3 separate regions of the Homo sapiens genome follow, and all the other regions are linked to region 2. The links are chromatin loops, found by intact Hi-C in ENCODE. Cell type or tissue: dorsolateral prefrontal cortex. All regions are shown on one strand.

Region 1 (2,500 bases), 68 kb after region 2:
TGATCATAAACAAAATGAAGAATATCATGTGACCTCAAAGTCTAAGACATTTAGTATCTGGCTCTTTGACTCCTGGTTTTGATCAATAAAAGAATAATGCTAAATAAGAAACTACTATATTTATGTGTACATATTTCAGTTTCCCATTCTTCTTTTTTTTTTTTTTTAAGAGATGGGGTCACATGGCCGGGCACAGTGGCTCACGCCTGTAATCCCAGCACTTTGGGAGCACAGTGGCTCACGCCTGTAATCCCAGCACCTCAGGGTGGGTGGGTCACGAGGTCAGGAGTTCAAGACCAGCCTGGCCAACATGGTGAAACCGTGTCTCTACTCAAAATACAAAAATGAGCCAGGTGTGGTGGCGCACACCTGTAACCCCAGCTACTCAGGAGGCTGAGGCAGGAGAATGGCTGGAACCCAGGAGGCAGAGGTTGTGGTGAGCCGAGATTGCGCCACTGCACTCCAGCCTGGGTGATAGAGCGACACTCCATCTCAAAAAAAAAGAGATGGGTCACACTCTTTTGCTCAGTCTGGGTGGGATGCAGTGGCACAATCACAGCTCACTGCATCCTCAAGGGATCCATCCTGGGCTCAAGGGATCCTCCTGTCTCAGCCTCTCAAGTAGCTGGAACTATAGGTGCGAGCCATCATGCTTGGCTAATTAAAAAAATTTTTTTTTGTAGAGACAGGGTTTCACCATCTTCTCCAGGCTGGTCTTGAACCCCTGGGCTCAAGTGATCCTCTTGCCTTGGCCTCCCAAAATGCTGAGATTACAGGAGTGAGTCACTGTGCTTGGCCAGTTTCCCATTCTTGTAGAAAATTTCTAAAAAAATATTTCCCTTACAGCTTCAAAGTTAAAATTGTCCACACTAAGCAGAACATGTTATTATTTGCTATTAGTCAATGGCCTAACTTGCCATTTCAAAAGTAATTTATCCTCCTCAGAGATTTGGGGAATGGGGATCAGGAGAATTTAATCCAAAAAAATCTCCAGGTTGTTGTCAACATAGAAACATTGTTTCAAATTTAGATAAGAATGAACTGGCCTGAGATGTAGGATGTGTGTTAATTACTATCTTTGACTTTGCATGATGCTGTCCTTGAAATACAGTCAGAAAGAAGTTCAATCACTGGGAGGTGCCCTGGCTTATATTGTTCACTGTTCATTTCAACTGAATTTTAGACTATTAGTAATGTTTTGTCTCTTACCAGTGCCTTGTCTGCAGGAGTGGTGAGCCGGCTGTAGTAATGAATTCTCTTGTTCATGGCAGAGGCATGGTCACTAACCCTCTGAATGACATGATTCACATTCACGATGTTTGTGGGCTCTATACAGAAAGGCCTACAAAGGGAATATACACTTGACAAAAAGTGTTCAGCCAAAAATTCTGGAAGTCAGCCTTTGAAGAAAATAACTTCTTATCCTCCATTAGTAATGGGATGCACAAAGGCAAGGCATTGACTTCTCACTTTTGGTGCAAACAGAAAATGTTACAAAAGAAGTATTATCCTATCCACAGAATAAAGCTTTTGTCTCATAACACTTTTACTTTAAGCACACTTTTTTTGTAATCTTCAGGAATTTAGCAACCGAGAAGACAAAACAGAAAGAACTTAAAACAGTTATTAAAAAGAAATACAGCAGCTATCAATTTCCAACAATGAAACTTAAGACAGCTTTGAATAGTCTCTCAAAAAAGCTTTTGGCACTAAATCAGAGAAATTATGGACTAAAATGTCCCTCTCCTGAAGAGTCTCTACTCCTTCCTTATGGGCCCAAGTTATTTCCTATGATAAACAGAATTCTTATTCCTTGGTTCATGTATTAAGGATTAGTGACCTCAACTATCAGATCCCTTATGAGACTTATCCAACTCAGTATAAAATGGAACATCATGACAATGGAGATATTTTGCCTCATTCTACTTTTTGCGGATTTTAGTAACATACCCTTTTATTTATATACATGCTTCCTTTCCACGTCTGCATCCTAATCAACTGCAGATTTTGGTGTTCAATCATCCTTTTCAGTCATCAACCTCTTCAGTTCCTTTCTGAAACTCCCTCATTTTCTTCTGAAGTTTCCAGTAATATACTATCCAAAATGAAAAGACCAGGCAGAGTTTTATCAAAAGACTGTATCCCTCTGCTGATTCTTAGGCTCCTTGAAATCATAAGTGACACTGTGCCCCAAATTGCACATAATTTGCCATTTCAGGCACAGATCCAAAGAAAGAAGAAAAAAAATCCAGATTTATCATTGGTTCCACTAACTCCTCTATACTTATGGTTCTGAAAGGAACTTAAAATGTAGTAACATATGGTAACCATTTCTGGAGATACTGTTAATCTAATCTTTTTTTTTTTTTTTTTTTTGAGACAGAGTCTCACTCTATCGCCTAGGCTGGAGTGCAGTGGTGCGATCTCGGCTCACTGCAACCTCCACCTCCTGAGTTCAAGCAATTTTCTGGCCTCAGCCTCCAGAGTAGCTGGGACTACA
Region 2 (2,500 bases):
AAAAAAAAAAATCATTCTGAAACTGACATGATTTGCAATGTTCTGTTTTGAGGCCCCTGCTAATGATGAACTCTATCAAAAACTGCTCAGAGAGAAGAAAATGATAGTTTTTTTGAAAGAGAAGGAAAAGATTTTGAAACAGCAAGTTTTACTTGTAATACATGGCTCTATATGACAAAGTCGATGCTTTATTCCATCATTCTCTCAGTAACTCTGGGAAGCCAATACCCAGGAAAAAGCAGTATCAATAATACAACTAATTTCATAATTATCTGTCGTCACTGAGGATCTTGTGGCCTGGGTGACTGGATGACGTGGAAAACGTTCTTCAAATTGATAAAACGTATTTGATTTCTATCTACTGGTAATAGAATAATATGAGTCTATTGTGGTTTTAAATTCTTTGTACTCTTACCCCTCTCCCATTGGTTTAGTGGCATTGAGGGCTTTTGTTATGTACAGCTCCTCAGGTGGGGTCTAAACACCTAAAATGCAGACAAAGAAACTGAGTCAATGTCTAGCTTTGAGTTTTAAAAACTTGGCTCTGAAGATCTAGAAAGAAGTAGTGTGCCCAGCTCACTGTGCCCCAGTCAGAAATGAGTACTATAATTGATTTTTAAATTTTTGTTAATAATAGTTTTTAGTTATTTTCTAGCTGTTAGCCATTCATACTTTCTCTTTTGTGAATTGTCTGTTTCATGTTCTTTTCTTATTTTTTCCTGGAATATCTTAGGTGCCCCCACTTATTTCCATGTAAATCTATCATACATGTAGCAAATATTTTCCCAGTTCGATCTCTTTTAATTTAGTCTGTGATTTTTTTTGATTTACAGAGTTTAGCAGTTTTATGTAATCAAATCTACAGCTTTTTCCATGTGATTTCCACTATGGCTCTTAAACTTAGGAGAGTTTTTACCATTAGGAGAAAAACTTCAGCTGAATTAAATTCAAAAGAGTTTAATTGAGTGATGAATGATCTGTGAATTGGGCAGCATCCTGAGCCAGAGTAGGCTCAGAGACTCCAGCGCAGCCACGTGGTGGAAGAAGATTTCTGGACAGAAAAACGAAAACGAAGTACAGAAAACGGAAGTGAGGTACAGAAACAGCTCTGGATTGGTTACAGCTCAGCTGTTTGCCTTCTTTTAGCATGGTTTGAACAGTTGGCCACATTTGATTGGCCAAAACTCAGTGACTGGCACAAGAGTAGACTATAGTCTGTTTACCCTTCCATTTAGGTTATACTTCATGATGTACAGAGAAACCTTTAGGCCAAATTTAAAATATGTAATAGGGCAGCTTTAGGCTAAACTTGATTTAACATTATACATAGAGAGTTGAGAGAAATTCATGTATAATTTCATCTATTTTGTTTGCAGTTTGATTTTTTTTTTACAATGAACTCTTTATTCTTATCAGAAATTTTATTCATTTCATCAACAAATATTTCCTGAGTGCCCTTCTGTGTCTGACAAGGTGTAGTTGTTAGGAATAAAATGGTAACCAAAATGCTTAGAGTAGGAGAGGAGATATGAGTGAGTGACAACAGGAGACTTTCATGCAGCTGGGGAGAGCTGTCATAAGGTGGTTTGACTGCTCTCAGTGCAGTATTAAGCCTAAGCGAAGTCGGGCAGGGTTGCGAACCATTGGAACCTCTTGAAATCTTAACTTTGTTCCCACAGAATGCCCCCTAAGTTGATAAACTAAAACAGTTTCTGCAGCAGGCTAAATCTGATTAGTCATGGAGCATTATTCATGCTCCAGCTATTAGGCAAAAAGTCATCAGGAGCAAAGAAACCAAGATAATTCTTTTTAAAAGACTTAGAAAAACAACAAAACATACCTTCACCAAGATTTCAAATCAGGATTCAGAGTAGCAGGGTTGTCTGAGATGAGGTAGACCCGGGAGGTGCTGGGCCCGGTGGACAGGGATGAGGCCTGCTTTGCAAGGGCACTGTTTGGTGGTGTGCTTGAGCAATGGCCGACTCCAGGATCCATTCAAGCACCACATCCCCCCGCCAAAAAAAAGATGTAAGAGGAGATTAATGTTTTCATGTCTTCTAATACAACATCCATTCTGATTCTGTACCCCATGGATCAAGGAATAATTTCACATTTAAAGTCTTATTATTATTATTATCATTATTGTTTTTTTGAGACCAAGTTTCGCTCTTGTTGCCCAGGCTGGAGTGCAATGGTGTGATCTCGGCTCACCGCAACCTCCGTCTCCTGGGTTCAAGCGATTCTCCTGCCTCAGCCTACCGAGTAGCTGGAATTACAGGCATGCACCACCACGCCTGGCTAATTTTGTATTTTTAGTAGAGACGGGGTTTCTCCATGTTGGTCAGGCTGATCTCGAACTCCTGACCTCAGGTGATCTGCCTGCCTTGGCCCCTCAAAGTGCTGGGGTTACAGGCGTGAGCCACCGCACCAGGCTAAGTCTTATTATTTAAGAAATACATTTCTTAAGTTGATAGCTGCTGTAGACAGTTATTCTTCTGAT
Region 3 (2,500 bases), 280 kb before region 2:
CAGTGCAATGTGAGGCTTATTATCAAATTATAGAAAAGTAATTTGTTTTTGTGTAACTTTAAACAATTCTTTTTAAGTTTGGCAGACCTGATGCCCAGAGTCAAGGTACAATCAGTTGAAACTGTTGAAGGGTGTACACATGAGGTAAGCACAAACAGCATACAGAAGGTTAGTGTTACAAATGGGATTTTTCTTTGGACTATCTAGTATGATGATCAGCAAACAGTTTAGCCATGAGGACCTTGGAAACAATAAATAGTTTCCATGGGGTACCTAGTGGAAGAGTTGGGGCTTTGTAATTAAACTTGGGTTCAGATCCTCCCCCAGCATTTTTCTTAACTATAATCTTGGGTAAATTTCTTATTTTAACTTTTTTTTTTTTTTTTTTTTTTTTTTTTTTTTTTTTTTTTAAGGCAGAGGTTCGCTGTTGTCGACCAGGCTGGAGTGCAATGGCGCAATCTCGGCTTACTGCAACCTCCGCCTCCCGGGTTCAAGCAATTCTCCTGCCTCAGCCTCCTGGGTAGCTGGGATTACAGGCGTGCGCCACCATGCCCGGCTAATTTTTGTATTTTTAGTAGAGATGGGGTTTCACTATGTTGGCCAGGCTGGTCTCAAACTCCTGACCTCGTGATCCACCTGCCTCAGCCTACCAAAGTGCTGGGATTACAGGCATGAGCCACTGCGCCGGGCCAATCTTGGGTAAATTTCTTAACCTCTTTGTTTATTTAAAAACATTGTTTTTTTGTAGTTTTTAAATTTGCAATAAAGGGATCTACCTTGTGGTGTGGTTGTGAGGATTATAGAAGTAAATTAGGTAAAGTACCTAGCACAGAGTAGGTGTTTAGAGCATTCATACTCCTAAAGTTAAGTAACAGTGCTATTTTTGAAGGTTACATGCTATTTCATGTCTTGCTCCAATGACTGATAAATTGCAGTTTCTTTGTTCTGCCACAAGATGGTGGTCAGAGATAGCTTGTATCCATTTAGAAGTGAGAATTTATACACATTAGGGACATGATGGAACTATAACACTATTTCCTTCTCAAAATTTTTTATTATAAACATTATAGCAAGTTATTTTTAGAGGTAATTGGAGAATCTCATTAAAAGTCTGTTGAATAAGCAGAGTAATCCAAATTAACAAAAAGACTTTCAATGTAGGTTTAGAACCTTATCTTTTTTTTTTTTAACTTCAGATTCAGGAGGTGGTACATATGCAAGTTTGATTTTTTCAGGAGGTGGTACATATATGCAAGTGTTGTTTTTTTGGGGGGGTTTTTTTTTGTTTTTTTTTTTTTTAAGAGTCTCACTATGTCATCCAGGCTGGAGTGCAGTGATGTGATCTCGGCTCACTGCAACCTCCACGTCCCAGGCTCAAGCAATCCTTCTGTCTCAGCCTCCCAAGCAGCTGGGATTACAGGTGCGTGCCACCACGCTTGGCTAATTTTTTTTTTTTAATTTTTTTTTTTATTTTTAGTAGAGACTGGGTTTCACCATGTTGGTCAGGCTGGTCTCAAACTCCTGACTTCAAGTGATCCAGCCATCTTGGCCTCCCAAAGTGCTGGGATTACAGGCATGAGGCACTGTGCCTAGCCATGTGCAGGTTTGTTACATGGGTATATCGTGTAATGCTGAGGTTTGGGCTTCAGTTGAACCCGTCACCCAAATAGTGAACATACTACCCAGTAGGTATTAAATAGTTTTTCAACCCTTTCCCACTTCACTTCCTGCTGTTGGAGTCCTCAGTGTCTGTTGTTCTTATCTTTATGTCCATGTGTACCCTATGTTTAGCTCTCACTAAACGTAGTGAGAATATGCGGTATTTGATTTTCTGTTTCTGCGTTAAATCAGGATGATGGCCTCCAGCTGCATCCATGTTACTGCAAAGGACATGATTTCTAGAAATTTATCTTTTAAAATATTTTTCTACTGAAAGTCTCTTATGTTTCTTTAGAGGTAGTACATAGTGTCTGACAGGTGTGATGTCCATTTGATTATTCAAGATATGTTAGACCCTATTCAGTTATCTGGGCTTATAAAAGATGGAAAAACATAAACATGGCTGGGCACAGTGGCTCACGTCTATAATCCCAGCACTTTGGGAGGGCGAGGCAGGCGGATTGCCTGAGGTCAGGAGTTTGAGACCAGTCTGGCCAGCATGGTGAAACCCCGTCTCTACTAAAAATACAAAAAAAATTAACCAGGCATGGTGGCATGTGCCTGTAATCCCAGCTACTCAGGAGGCTGAGGCAGGGGAATTGCTTGAACCAGGGAGGTGGAGGTTGCAGTGAGCTGAGATCACGCCACTGTACTCCAGCCTGGGTGACAGAGTGAGACTCTGTCTCAAAAAAAGAAAAAAGAAAAGAAAAAAGAAATACAAACTCTATTCTCAGGAGGTCAAAAGCCCCTTCTGTGCTCCATGATTATCTTCAAGCCCACCTTTCTGTCACTTCTTCCCACTTTCTCAGCAGGGTGACTTTTCCTCTTCACAGGCTTGAGG

Evidence for each region. Peaks named below come from ENCODE experiments on the same cell type or tissue, not always from the same donor. Only the 100,000 strongest peaks of a DNase experiment are listed, where the experiment ranks them.
Region 1: it touches region 2 in a loop (4-fold over the local background); 20 of 110 quality-filtered maps call a loop at or near these places.
Region 3: a loop joins it to region 2, with 4 times the contacts of the local background. A loop is called at or near these places in 2 of 110 quality-filtered maps.

What each region holds. Positions count from the first base shown.
Region 1 is chr5:55,671,354-55,673,853 of GRCh38, forward strand. SLC38A9 (solute carrier family 38 member 9) reads right to left here. Exons shown (of 16, transcript NM_173514.4): 4 at 1,210-1,342. Among named protein-coding and RNA genes, the nearest start is that of SLC38A9, 40 kb to the right of the region's middle. In dorsolateral prefrontal cortex, no CTCF peak of the experiment used is centred here; no DNase peak of the experiment used is centred here; H3K4me3 peaks cover 1,134 bases; H3K27ac peaks cover 1,929 bases.
Region 2 is chr5:55,603,052-55,605,551 of GRCh38, forward strand. LOC124900980 (a long non-coding RNA gene) reads right to left here and starts at 2,011. Exons shown (of 2, transcript XR_007058776.1): 1 at 1,841-2,011; 2 at 169-485. RefSeq lists an enhancer at 777-1,976. In dorsolateral prefrontal cortex, a CTCF peak has its summit at 1,040; a DNase peak (open chromatin) is centred at 1,050; H3K4me3 peaks cover 956 bases; H3K27ac peaks cover 2,098 bases.
Region 3 is chr5:55,324,055-55,326,554 of GRCh38, forward strand. MTREX (Mtr4 exosome RNA helicase) reads left to right here. Exons shown (of 27, transcript NM_015360.5): 3 at 78-144. All of the region lies in intron 1 of LOC124900979 (a long non-coding RNA gene), which reads right to left. Among named protein-coding and RNA genes, the nearest start is that of MTREX, 17 kb to the left of the region's middle. In dorsolateral prefrontal cortex, a CTCF peak has its summit at 960 (motif pointing right); no DNase peak of the experiment used is centred here.